Regions from separate parts of the Mus musculus genome. Here region 1 is linked to region 2. A link is a contact called in ENCODE Hi-C or POLR2A ChIA-PET data. All regions are on one chromosome and are shown on one strand. The core of a region is the stretch at or near the end of the contact, and the rest is flanking DNA. Distances in the headings are between cores, read along the strand shown. Region 1 holds the start of Mif (macrophage migration inhibitory factor (glycosylation-inhibiting factor)). Region 2 overlaps Cabin1 (calcineurin binding protein 1).

Evidence for each region. Hi-C counts contacts between places; a loop is a spot of excess contacts on that map. ChIA-PET counts read pairs that join two places held with the same protein, here RNA polymerase II (POLR2A).
Region 1: POLR2A ChIA-PET joins it to region 2 with 11 read pairs in embryonic stem cell. The contact joins the promoter of Mif here to the enhancer-like site in region 2. A Hi-C loop is called at or near these places in 1 of 37 maps with a recorded cell type or tissue (adrenal gland). POLR2A ChIA-PET finds 5 or more read pairs at or near these places in 3 of 5 experiments (Patski and embryonic stem cell).

The regions. Positions count from the first base shown.
Region 1 is chr10:75,855,857-75,861,699 of GRCm38, forward strand. Mif (macrophage migration inhibitory factor (glycosylation-inhibiting factor)) reads right to left here and starts at 4,421. Exons shown (of 3, transcript NM_010798.3): 1 at 4,205-4,421; 2 at 3,831-4,003; 3 at 3,497-3,687. The coding sequence starts at 4,312. The coding sequence ends at 3,621. It overlaps Gm40697 (a long non-coding RNA gene), which reads left to right and starts at 5,054. Exons shown (of 2, transcript XR_871836.3): 1 at 5,054-5,110; 2 at 5,517-5,842.
Region 2 is chr10:75,647,747-75,654,145 of GRCm38, forward strand. It overlaps Cabin1 (calcineurin binding protein 1), which reads right to left. Exons shown (of 37, transcript NM_172549.3): 34 at 5,129-5,396; 35 at 311-475. Among named protein-coding and RNA genes, the nearest start is that of Susd2, 6.9 kb to the left of the region's middle. Within about 2 kb of position 3,260, at least 1 of the 3 ENCODE cell types and tissues checked has a DNase peak (open chromatin) inside an H3K27ac peak, as active enhancers do.

The DNA.
Region 1 (5,843 bases), core at 3,171-5,670, 210 kb after region 2:
AGGCCACCCGAGATGGAAAATGTGCCGATCCATCTTCACGATTGGGTGAATATGGAGGCATGGCATATATTTATATAGTGAACCCCTTCATTTCACAGATGGGGGAAACTGAGGCCCAAAATGGTGCAGAAGCAGGGAAATAATCTTAATCTCACTGATATCTGGCTCCCAGAGGGAACTGGCTGTGGCTGGTGAGGACTGGGGGTGGGATAGGGGTGGCAGCCCCAAGACAAGGGTTCTGGGGAAGGGACGGTGGGGATCTCTGAGATGCAGTTGTGCCTGATAGGAGGGCAGGGCTGGAGGGAGCCTGCACGGCTGGAGAAGCCCTGAGTGGTACCAGGGCAGCAGCCCAGAAGACCAGGAGCCCTGGAAATCCGCTTGGGCACAACCCATCTAAGAGGCTTGGGCTAAGACAGAGGCATCTGTGAGTGTCTGCTGCACCAGAAAGGCACACATGAAGTGAACCTGAGCAATTCCATGTGGAACCGGAGAAGGGACAGCACCTGAAAAGGTACAAGGTTTTGCCAGAGCTGACCAACTGTGGCAAACAGTGACCATGGGCACTGGTGGGGCCGTTATCATTATATAGGCTGATAACCTCATAGGATACTTTGGCCCTAGGGGACCACGGTGGGAGAACAGGTGGCATTTCTGTGCCCAGATTCACCTAATCAACCTCAAAGTTTCAGGTTTCATTAGATAGGCCACTTAGCTGACACTTGGAAAGCTGACTGGGCCATGGGCCTTGGTTTTGAGAAGGAACCGGCCTCATTCAGTGGGTAGTGAAGGATCATGCTTTGGAGAGAGTAGGGCTGGCCAGGAGTGGCTGGGGTCAGGGAGAGGAGGCGCAGTAGCTTCCTCCTGCAACATGTAAGGCTGACTAAGAAATACGGTGGAGGGCTGAAGTCATCGGCCCCTGTTCCACTTTTCCTTGCGCACCAAGGTGTGACCACTTTGTAGATGCTCCTACTGGTTACAGAGCCGTAAACATTGAGGCTTTGTTTTTTTTGAGAGGGGGTGGTGGCTCTTCTGATTCATGTGATCCCCTCCAAGCCCTCCACACTCACACAGGTGTTTAGCTTGTCTCCTCTGCCAAAGAGACCTCAATTTTAGACTCAGATGTGGCCCTCGGGCCAGAAGCTTGCCTCAGAGACCTTTAGACTCAAAGTCCTCATTGAGCACATAGAGCAAGTCCATGACTCTGTCCTGGGAGACAGCAGTGACACTGCCAGGTACCTCAGGCTCAGTGTCCTCATCTGTGAAATGAGGGAGTTGGACTAGAGTCAATGGAGGCCTGAGCCCTCCCTGTCTCTGTGTAGGGCAGAAGAGGGGAGTCTTGCCTGAGCACATGTGGGAGTCAGTGGGGTCAGGTAAGGCAAGAGTCCAGCAGAAGTAAGAGGTTCTGAGTTGCAACTCAGGGATTTGGGTAAGGTTCAACCTCAAGTGCAGCCCTGTAGTTAACGGTAGGGTGGAGCTAAGGAGATGCGGCAAAGGACCAGGCTGAGGAGGGAAGGTGCCTCATAAGAGGTACCCAGATTCAAGAGAGCAGCCCCAGACTGCTTTGGCTGCAGTGAAGGCATGCCACCCAATATGCAGGCAGTCATGAGGTGCCTTCATGAATGCAAAATGAGATGGAAGGAAGGGCCCCTTGTGGAATCTAGGAGAGTCTTGTTTTGGGAACCTCCAAGGACATCTGACAGGGAGTAGTAGAGGCTCTGCTCTAAGAAGGGACTTCTATTCCCAGCATTTAATCTAGTGAGCTAATGCCCTCACTCCTGTCACTACTGTCCTGATCTAGTGCTGGGGCTGGGGGGAGAGGGGGGCGCAGAGTGGTATCGATGTGTCCTGTAGGGAACTTCCCTTCTCTCAAGGTCAGGGCTCCAAAACCAACCCAAGCAGCACAGAGATTAGCAAGCTGCCCCGGGGGCGCAGAGCCTAGGCTGGTACTGCCAAGGCTGCAAAGGCTGCCAGTTGGAAAGGGTGTGGCTCTACTGGGTAGGGTAGGTGCCTCTGGGCCTGGGTGGTTGGGAAGATGCCCATGACTTACCTTGGTTTCAAGCCTGGGCTGATGGGTACTGCATGAATGATGAAGTACAAGGGACAGAGATGCTGGCCATCCTGCCCAGGAAGGACTCTGGATCCACACTAGGTAGTCAGGCCTCCCTGCACACACAGGGAGGCCTCTGTCACAGTGTCAGGATCACACAGGCAAGCTCCTCACTCACTCAGGAATCCGCCGAGGGGCTCCTGGTCTCAGTCAGGGCCCCACTCAGCTTCCAAAAACAAATTTCTTGGAAGTCATAAAACTTTTTTTTTTTGTATTTCATCTACAATGTTCTTACCTTGACAAGAGGTTAAAGAGCAATGATCTTAACAGATCTGTGACCACAGGAGTCCTCTGAGGTAAGATGCCGCTTTCCCTATAGCTGAGGAACAGGGTACATGCAGCCAGAGTCCCTCTCTGTGGAAGCTGTTGTCATAGACCTTTATCTATGGAAGGGCAGTGTGATAGGCAACAGGCTACATTTTTGTGTTTTTCCTAGACAAGGTTTCTCTCTGTAGACCAGGCTGACCTGGAACTCAAGAGAGATCCACCTGCTTCTGCCTCCTGAGTGTTGGGATTAAGGGCATGGGCCAGCCACCACAGCCTGGCCAAGGCTTTCTTTAGCAAAGACTCAAGCCAGCCCTGACACAGACTATAACCCCAGCTGGAGTGTGGGGATTTTCCAGCTAGTGGGTTGGCCCTCCCCAGCTGGAAGGCCAGCCCTCACACCAGAACAGTGAGAAATTCCTTAGGTAGCAGAAGTAGGTCTCATGGTCAAAGCAGGGTTCCTATCCAGTCCCCATCTACCCGGGTCCCTGGGCTTGGGGTTATTCCTACCAAATTCCTAAATTGAGCTGGGCCTTGGCCAGCACCTTTTACATAAACAATAATCGACGGCAGGTAGTCCCTCCGCCTTCATGAATTCTCAGGGACCTGCTGTGATTGTGGGGGGGGGGGGGGGGAGGGCGTTGGGGAAGTGGGCAGAGTGGTCTAGGGAGAACTCTGTATCCTGGCTACCTCTCCCACCAAGTTAATTGTCCAGATCAAGGAAGTGGCCACCACATGGCTTAGAGCACAGTGATTCTTGGGAAGGAAAATGGGGCCGAGGAAGGTGCAGGCCCAGCTGGAGCACACTATTAATTTCTCCCCTGTATCCAAGCACCTCCCCTTCCATGACACATATTACCGGCTCCATTTGCCACTGTGGTAAGGACCTAATTAACACTCCTGACCAGGTGAATAAGTCGGCCTCTTTTATACATAAGGCTGCATAGGAGAGGCCACAAGAAAGGACATCTGAACCACTGGACTAGTTTAGAGAGGACCAAACTGGCCAGCTTCGACCCTGCCATCACACCCCAATCCCACGTTCAGAGCCTGGGCTTCCATTCAAGGTCCCCACCCTGCACCCAATTCCTCCGCAAGCCAAGGAAGCAGAAGCTGAGGCAACCGTGGTCTCTTATAAACCATTTATTTCTCCCGGCTGGAAGGTGGGCATCGCTACCGGTGGATAAACACAGAACACTACGTGGAGCGAGGCTCAAAGAACAGCGGTGCAGGTAAGTGGGGCCAGGACTCAAGCGAAGGTGGAACCGTTCCAGCCCACGTTGGCAGCGTTCATGTCGTAATAGTTGATGTAGACCCTGAGAAAATGAAAGCCTGGCTCAGCTAAGCACGTGGTCTAGGAGAGCGCGCTGCGTGCCAGTGTCCTCTGAACGCCCCCCCCTCTTTGCCTGCTGACCTCCCAGTGCCCCTCCTCCCCCTCCTCCCCTCGTCCCCCACGCACCGGTCCGGGCTGATGTGCAGGCGATCGGACAGCAGGCCACACAGCAGCTTACTGTAGTTGCGGTTCTGGGCACCACCGATCTTGCCGATGCTGTGCAGGCTGCAGAGGGCGCAGGGATCGTTCGTGCCGCTAAAAGTCATGAGCTGGTCCGGGACCACGTGCACTGCGATGTACTGGGTGGGGGGAGGGGCGGCGAGGCGGGAGGGATACAGACACACTGTTAGACCGCCTGAAAGACTGCCTACAGGGCCACAGGTCTTCCGGAGAGCTCCAGCCGCCACCCGCCGGCACACCTTGGCTTCCAGCCCCATCCCTCCTCACACGTCGGGCCGGCCCACCCCACCCTACTCTCTTCCTGTGTCCTCCCTGCAAACCTGTGCGGGCTTGCCGGTGGCCTGCGCCAGCTGCTGGGTGAGCTCCGACAGAAACCCCTCTGGCACGGAGGCGCGGGGAACATTGGTGTTCACGATGAACATAGGCATGGTGGCGGAGAGACTGCGAGCGTGGACCGGAGGACGGTACAAAGCGCGGTGTGACCCAAGCCAGGGACCTGAGCTACGTGACCCAGCTCAGTACCGCCCCAAGCCGGCTGCCGCTCCGCCTCCGCTGACGTCAGACTACGTCCCAAAGGGGCGGTGACTGCCCTTCAGCGCGCTGCTTCTGCAGAGGTCTTGCTGTGCTTCTGGTGCTGTAGGAAGTATTACATGGGCTCTTTGTTTCCTAAGATGGAAACGGAGGATGCTAGATAGTGAGGACTTGACTCTAGTGATTAGGTTTGTCGAGGCATTCCAGGTAGATGCTACAGATTAACCGTATAGTAAGAAGTTCAGGTCTGAGAGATTTCTGTTCCAAGAAGAGGGAACTTAAGTTATTGGTGGAACCTGTAGGTTGGCCTTATTTCTCATGCTAGTGGGCTAGGATCGACCTACTTTAGTGAATACAACTTAACCTCAAACAATGAGCCAAAAGCGTGATGGCTTGTACTTGGAGAAAAAACAATCCTTCCTTGCCTTGGGAACTTTTCTCTAAGCTCAAGAAATTAGCCAAGCCCCATCACTTGCTTGCTTTTGCTCTCCTGTTGTACCAACAGTCAGCCCTCGATCCCCTGCCTGGCCCAGTATCACCTTCGTCCCACACACTTTCAACTGCGACTTTTTGTGTGTCCTGAGCCTCCTGGGACACGTGTCCACCAGGCCTAGGCTTGTGAGTGTGAAATGGGGAAGGAGGCAGAACGGAGTCGCCATCTAGTTACTTCCCTACATTCCTGTTACTCCACACAGGTGAGGATGCTTGGAGAGATTCCCAGGGGAGGAGTGGGCAGCAGGCTGTGAGCCAGCGGTACTAACTAGTTCTGCTCCTCTGGCCAATTGCCAGTCCTCAGGGAAGCCCTGCTCAAATTAGATCCAGCAGAGTCACCCTTATCTAGAGCCCTTGGTAGACTTTGTATAGCTTTCTCATTAACAAGTGAGACATCCGACCGGTGCCCAGGAAATGTCACGGGAATTTTGGGACTTCCTTTGTTTTCCCTAGCCCTTTTTAATTTTTGTTAAAAACTTTACAGTGGATCAAGAGATTGTAGTGTGGGGACTACCAGTTCTGTCTGTGATGTCAAGGTTTCTATTAGGTTTCTGACAGAAATGAAGATATTCTAAAGAGACACTTGTGCCCCCTCCCTTTGGCTAACAGACTATTGAAACAATGGTTCCCAAGGAAATGGAATTTTCTCTGGAGTCTCCTGCTGGTGAAAGAGAAAGGCTGGAAGGCAGAGATTTTATGCAGCTCTGGACGCTTGTCAGTCTTGCAGAAGAGACTGAAGCTTGACAGTGCTGCTGGGGGATCACATCTTGAGCAGAATCTCTTAGTTCTACCTACCTCTTGCCCTCTATTTAAATGTAAACTTCCTCTGGCAGGACCCTGAAGATGAGCTTGGGGTGACAGTCACTGGACTTCCTTTATGTTCCTCTTCCTTCCCAGGGTGGCCACGTTGAAATAAATCTCCCTCCTCCGCTTTCC
Region 2 (6,399 bases), core at 2,010-4,509:
CTCCATCTCAGTGCCCACAGGGACACCTCAGTGATGGGGCACAAACTCCTCCCCACACAGTACTGCCCCCTGGGCTCTGTAGTACTACAGGCCTAAGAAAGACCCCCCCCCCCCAGTAGGACCCTTCTGTGGAGCTGGGATGAAATGAGGCTGTGGGTCCTGCTGATGGTCTGGGACAGACTCCAGCCAGGATTGTCCTCACTCCCTCCTGTGCTCTGTACATCCGTCTGTCCTCAGTCCACCTATGGCTGTCATCTGTGTGCAGCCTACTAGCAGGAGCTGGTGCGGGGCTGCTCCTAACTGGTCTTACCTTGGCTGCAGGTGGGCTCAGCTCCTGTCTGGCAAGCAACCTCCACTGGCCAGCAGTGTTGCTCAGCCAGGTGACCTGTGGCAGCCATTTTTATCTGGTGACTGTAGCGTGGTTCTTGGGGTAGAATGCTGGTGCCCTCCGTCACTCCTGATGCCTCTTCTCCCTCTGTGGAGACACAGGCCAGTGACAGGGAACATCCCCATTCCCTGGAGCAAGCCCCTCCCCCTCCCCAGGATCCACGTTTCTGTGCCAGGCCTTGCAGGACCTGACTATGCCCTAGGACCTATGACCCTATGACGGGAATGCGGCGCTCTATCTCCACAGGAGCCAAGGACCAGCAAAGCACAGGCAGGTAGTTTCAAGAAATGTATCACACCTTAAGTAGACTGTGTCTGTGTGTGTACAGTGGGGCCTGACATAGCCAGGGCCATAATCGGAGCCCTCCTTGGTCTTCATGAGGTGGTGCCATGTCCCTCTGTCCTGAATGACAATCTGTGGGATGCCTGCCTGGCTAGGAGTCTTGAGGGGCCTGACTGGCTAGAGAGCGAGAGAGACAGTGTTCTAAGTTGCTCACGGGACACAGCTCTTAGACTTAGGTAAGATACCGCCATGGCTGTCAGGAGTGGGCTTATGTGTGAGGGTGCCTATCCCTCCTCCTGCTCACAGGAATGGTGATTACAACCAGAGTAAAAACCACCAAAGCTGTCAACTAAGACCAAAGTAGGAAGGAACACAAGGGTACCATATCTTCCTGCTGAGCACAAGGCAGGGCCTTGGAACTGGTCACATGTGGTTGGATGGAACTAGGGACACAGCTGTCCCTGCCTTTCCAGTGAGGATCTCTCTCCCATCTCCCCACTCATTCAGTTCTCACCCTGCCCCTGCCAGGGACAGCCACCTCCTTCCTTCAGCAGGGGAAAGGCAGGAACCTGAGTGCCATGGGACTCTTCCACCTGAGCCTCCGTGGTCCAGAGGGCTCCTCTTTTCTATCTCTTTATTTAAAGAGGAGTTCTTGCTCTGGATCTCAGGATAAACTCATGAGATTATCCAGTTTCAGCTCTGGAGGAAGGTATGTCCTACCACACCCAACTTGGAGAAGACCGGATCTCACCCGACCTGAGCCACTCCCTCTTTTGTCTTCACTGCCTGGAAGTCTGGGTCATAGACAAACAATGGCTGGCAGAGTGGAGCACCTCAGGATTGCCCTGCGGCATTCTTAGCACCACCTCCCATTTGCAGGGTGGAAATCTAGATATACACCAACCAAACTGCCTTCTCTGGGCCTGGACCCAAGGCCGTACCCATCCACAGAGGGCAGCGCTCCACCTGATGCGGCTGGCTGGCTTAACAGGGGTTTCCTGAGTGGCAGAGGTGGGGGTTAGGACACACAGGCAGAACAAATGTCTGGCTTTGAGTTGGGGGCAGAGATAAGGATGGTTGTAACTAGCTGGAGGCCAGCCTGGACTTGAGACACTACTCAAAAAGCCAAATACAACAAAACTTCTCCAGAGTACCATCCTTCTAGATGATCTGGATCAACATGGCTGACTTCCCTGAGGTGGACCAAGGTGCACTCTGGGTAGGATGGGTGTCAGGTGGCTGGCTCCTCCTTCCCTGCAGCAGCAGCCTCAGGTGGCCAAAGTGCCCCCTTACTTGTTTACTATTCAAGGTCTTCAACTGTAACAGCAAACACTGCTGGGAATTCTTTTTCCAAATACCCGAAAAACAAAAAAAAAAAAAAAAAAAAAAACTGGCCAGATGGTGGTGGCATTTAATCCCAGCACTTGGGAGGCAGAGGCAGGCAGATCTCTGAGTTTGAGGCCAGCCTATCCACAAAGTGAGTTAGGACAGCCAGGGCTACAAAGAGAAACCAAAACAACAAAACAAAAGCTGGTCACGGGGTCCCACAGGCCTGCTTCAGGACCGCGTGGAGCCCAGGCTTCCTTCCTAAAAGCATCCTGAGGAAGGACAGTACTGAGAGGTGTCCAGCGGAGATGTGGACATAGGGGAAGATACTCACGAAGCAAGGGCACCTCTTCCCCTCACTAGGGCTAGCCTGGCCACTCAGGACGCCATTAGGAGAACCCATTCCTGTTCTCTGGAGTAGATTTAAAGCCTGGCACCAGAACTGTGGGGGTTGTCCCAGGAGGCTTGGGGCTTGGCTCAGACTCCCCTGGACTCTCAGGACCTGGACCAAGCTGACATTGTGGCCCCTACATTCTGTTTCTACTTGCTGTCCTAACTATTTTCTTCACATGACAGCTTTAGGAAAAAGGAACTCTCCTTCATTAAGGTGGTGGGGGCTGGGCATAGGCTGGGACTGCATGGGTAGATGTAGCAGGCAGGATAAGCCAGGGCTAGATCACTGCACTGGCCAGCGTGGGTGGGGAGGCAGAGCCACCAGGATCTTTCCGCAGCTGTCTTCTGGGCCCTCCCATATGTTCCTTGGGAGGCTGTTGGGTAGGCAACTGTGCTCCCAGGTGGCTTAGTCTTCACTTAGCCCCACGTTCTAACTTCTTGCTATTAAAGTCCCCCACATATGTCTGTCAAGGGCCTCTGTAAGCAGGCTGTACCATCAACAGGAACAGCAGACCCAGCCACTCTGCTGCACTAGCCTATCACAGCTGGGCAGTCTAGGAACTGGTGAGGCACTCTTTCCATGAGGGTTCGACTAGTTGAAGAGATGCAGGATGTGGGCCCTACAGACATGGCTGTTCCAAACTGGTCCCCATATTACCCCAGAGAGCTCTGGTGATCATGGAAAATCCCCACAAACATGTGCTGATCTGAGTCGGAAGGCAGGCTGGTCAGGGGATGGGTGTGCCCGGGCCTTCTGGCCAGGCCCAACCAAGTTCTTGCTAAGGGCTGTCCCTATCCACATTCGTCAGAGTGCTACTGTGGAATATACATACAGAAGGAGGTACTCTTCCCCAGAGCTAACCTCCAGAAATAAGATATGAATTGTAGGATTCTGTTTGCTTGGAGGCAGCCTGCCAGCCAGCGTTCAAAAGTGGTGTAGCTGCCTACCTGCTGTGCTCGCTCAGACAAGACATCAACAGAACCAGGCAGAGGTCCCATCAAGAAAGACAGGCTGTCACCCACTCAGGAGAGCAGCTAATGACTTCAACTCAATTGCACAGGAGACCATCAACTAGGAACAGCCCACTCAGAACACTGGGCCTGGCACCCCAGTCCTCAGATTCTCCAAGGTCGTGGGGCACATGGGTATGACCTTGGGTCAGGACCCAGGGAAGGCAGCTTAGTGGGTGTCATGGCACTGTAGGCATGATAAGCTGAAGGGAGAACAGGTCAATGGATCTGTGAAGAAACGCAGGATGGGATGGAGGCGCACAGGCTGACTCAGTCAGGTGGAAACCCTCATTCCTTTCTACCCTGCTAACGGGAGGCGGCACTGGGAATGCTGTGGGAGACTCCTGACACGCTCCATGATGCCAGCCATTGCTAGTCTAGGATCTAGATGAGCAGAGGGCAAGGCAACCGGCGGTGTGGGCCTGTGTGATCACTAACAGCCACAAAGTTGCTCTGGCTCTGCCCCCTGTACTTTGAGCTCATCTGCTACCGTGAGTCCAAGCCCTGTGGTGTGAGGAGATAGAAGTGATTAGGACAGCTGCGGATGGCACCCAGAGCTTTGTGCATGCTCACCTGAGCCCAACTGCCAACCGCCCTGTCCTGTGGCCTTCAGAGGTTCCTCTGGAACAAATGGTGAGTGACTGGGTCCCTAACCTGGCACAATCCTCAAGGTAACCTGGGGAGAGCATCTGCTGAAAATCCCGGTGCCTGGCACCGAGCCCCAGAAGGAGCTGAGAGGGGCGCTTCCAACCCAGTCTCCAATCAGGCAGCACAGATAGAGGCTCACTGTCCCACTGTGCAGATGAAATAGGAGACAAAGGCAAGGTCCCATGGCTGAAGGTGGCAGCTCCCAATGTGGCTGGGAGGACAGGCGAACCTTAACAGATGGCTCCGGTTTGGGCAGGTGACCACGCAACTATGGAGCATAGGACACTGATCAGGACCTGAACCAGGGTGAGGGAAGGAAGGGTGGAAGACTAGTCTCTGCTGGAAAAGTGAGCTGTTATGTCAGAGTCTGTCACAGCCCACGGTCAACAGGGAGCATGCCTGGGGGTGGGCAGAGTCAGACACCACCAACCACAAAGCCAGAGAAGTAGCTGCGGCAGTGAAGAGGACGGCATCTTGCCCACTGAGGCCTTCTTCCTCCTAGGAAGGTTCCAGAACACGTCCTGCCTGCCATGCTGGCCACCCTGCCTGGTGGCTCTTGATCTTCAGAAGAAATGAGGGTTTCCACCTGACTGAGTCAGCCTGTGCACCTCCATCCCATCCTGTGTTTCTTCACAGATCCATTGACCTGGCTCTGCCTTCAACTTGTCATGCCACCAGTGGGAACATATCTGGTCCTGGACATTACCTGGGGCCTCAAAGCCTGCCAAGGCCAGAGCCTTCCATAGCAGCCTGGTCTACACTGGCTTCCTTTCTACTACTGATAAAGCCAACTTTCCTATTTTGGGGCTCTGCTGGGGCAGAGGCTAGGACATGGCAAACCCTTCAGCGATGGTACATGCTCCCTCTCCTGGTCCTTCCACGTGCAGGCAGGACAGGCACAGGGGGCAAGAACCACCAATATTGCTAGCAACTATGACCTGGACTAACAGCCAATAGCCCCAGGGTAAGCCTGGGGGTGCTGGAGGGCACCCCATATGCTTCTTTGCCAATTCTAGAGGGGAAGGATTTGTGGCACCTGGCAGAGGGGACTTGGCTCAGGTGAACTGAGATGGCACTTACCAGGACTTAAAGGGGCCCTGCTGGGGGTAGTCTCTGGCCTGTGTGGCCGGGGAATTCCAGGATCTGTGGATAGGTCTGGGATAGAGGCTGAAGCTGAGGGAGGGCAGGTGATGACAGTAGCCAATACAGGCTTGAGGTGGGAGTCACTGGGCCTCTGGAGAGCATCAGGTGCTGTGGGGTCAGGTACCGTGGGGACCACTGTTGCAGGGAAGAAATTCTCTCTGCTGTCCTTGGGGTGCTTGGGGGTAGTGGGCGTATCTCCTGAGGCCTGTGAAGACAAAGGCAAAGTGAGGAAAGTCAATGGGGTACTATACTGCCCCGTGCTAGCCAATTCAGGCGCATAGGTGTGACACTTCATCTGGACCCTGGATGCCAACATCATATCTTGCCTCATTCTGAGCTCTCTGGCATAGCCAACACGAGCCACAGTCTACCAGCACGAGCCACAGTCTACCAGAACACAACTGACACACAGGCAGAGTCCAGCTCCTCCCTCTCTTGAAGACATCCACCCATACTAGCAGGGCCTCAGTAAAGACCTCTGGCTTGTCTCCCTGTTCCCTCCTCAGTGCCAGCCTGGGAGGAAGCTATTCACTTATGTCTCTATGTACGATGTAGGGCCACTAGTGGGCAAGTTCCAAGAGAAAAATCTAACTAGTCTATTCCCTAAACTTTAGACTTTCAGTAGGGAGAACACGGAGCCTACTTCAAAACTTGAGGGGAGCCTATAGTTAGCTTTTCCTAGAAGAGGCGAAGCATGTGGAAAGATGAAGAGACAGTAAATGGCTCTCTGAGATGCCTCAAGGGAAAAGTGGAGCTGTATGTGGTGGTAAGAGGACCCAGGGTACACCATCCCGTGCGGCCTGGGGAGGGAGTGGCAGGTCTTGAGGACCACTTGCCTGGCTCTCTTCTACTCTGGCTTTGTACTCCAGGAGGTGACACTGCCTAGCAGCAGGCAGCCTGAAATGTAGGGATCCTATCCTAGCTTCATCTACTCCATTTCCTTGCCTGGTTCTTTCGAGGGCCACTGGCAGCAGCTTCTGCCCATGCACTCCAGTGGTACTGTGTGCAGGTCTTTGGCTTTAGCTTCCTCCTCTAAGAAATGAGACTCTCTCCTGTCCTTAATTCCTTGTTAACACAGCACCAGTAAAGGCAGGGTGCTTGCTATTTCCTGTACGGGTTTATCACTTAAGTCCCTTCAAAGTCAGATATAAGCTGGGCCCACAGGTATACACTTGTAATCCCAGTATTCAGGAAGCTGAGGCAGGAGG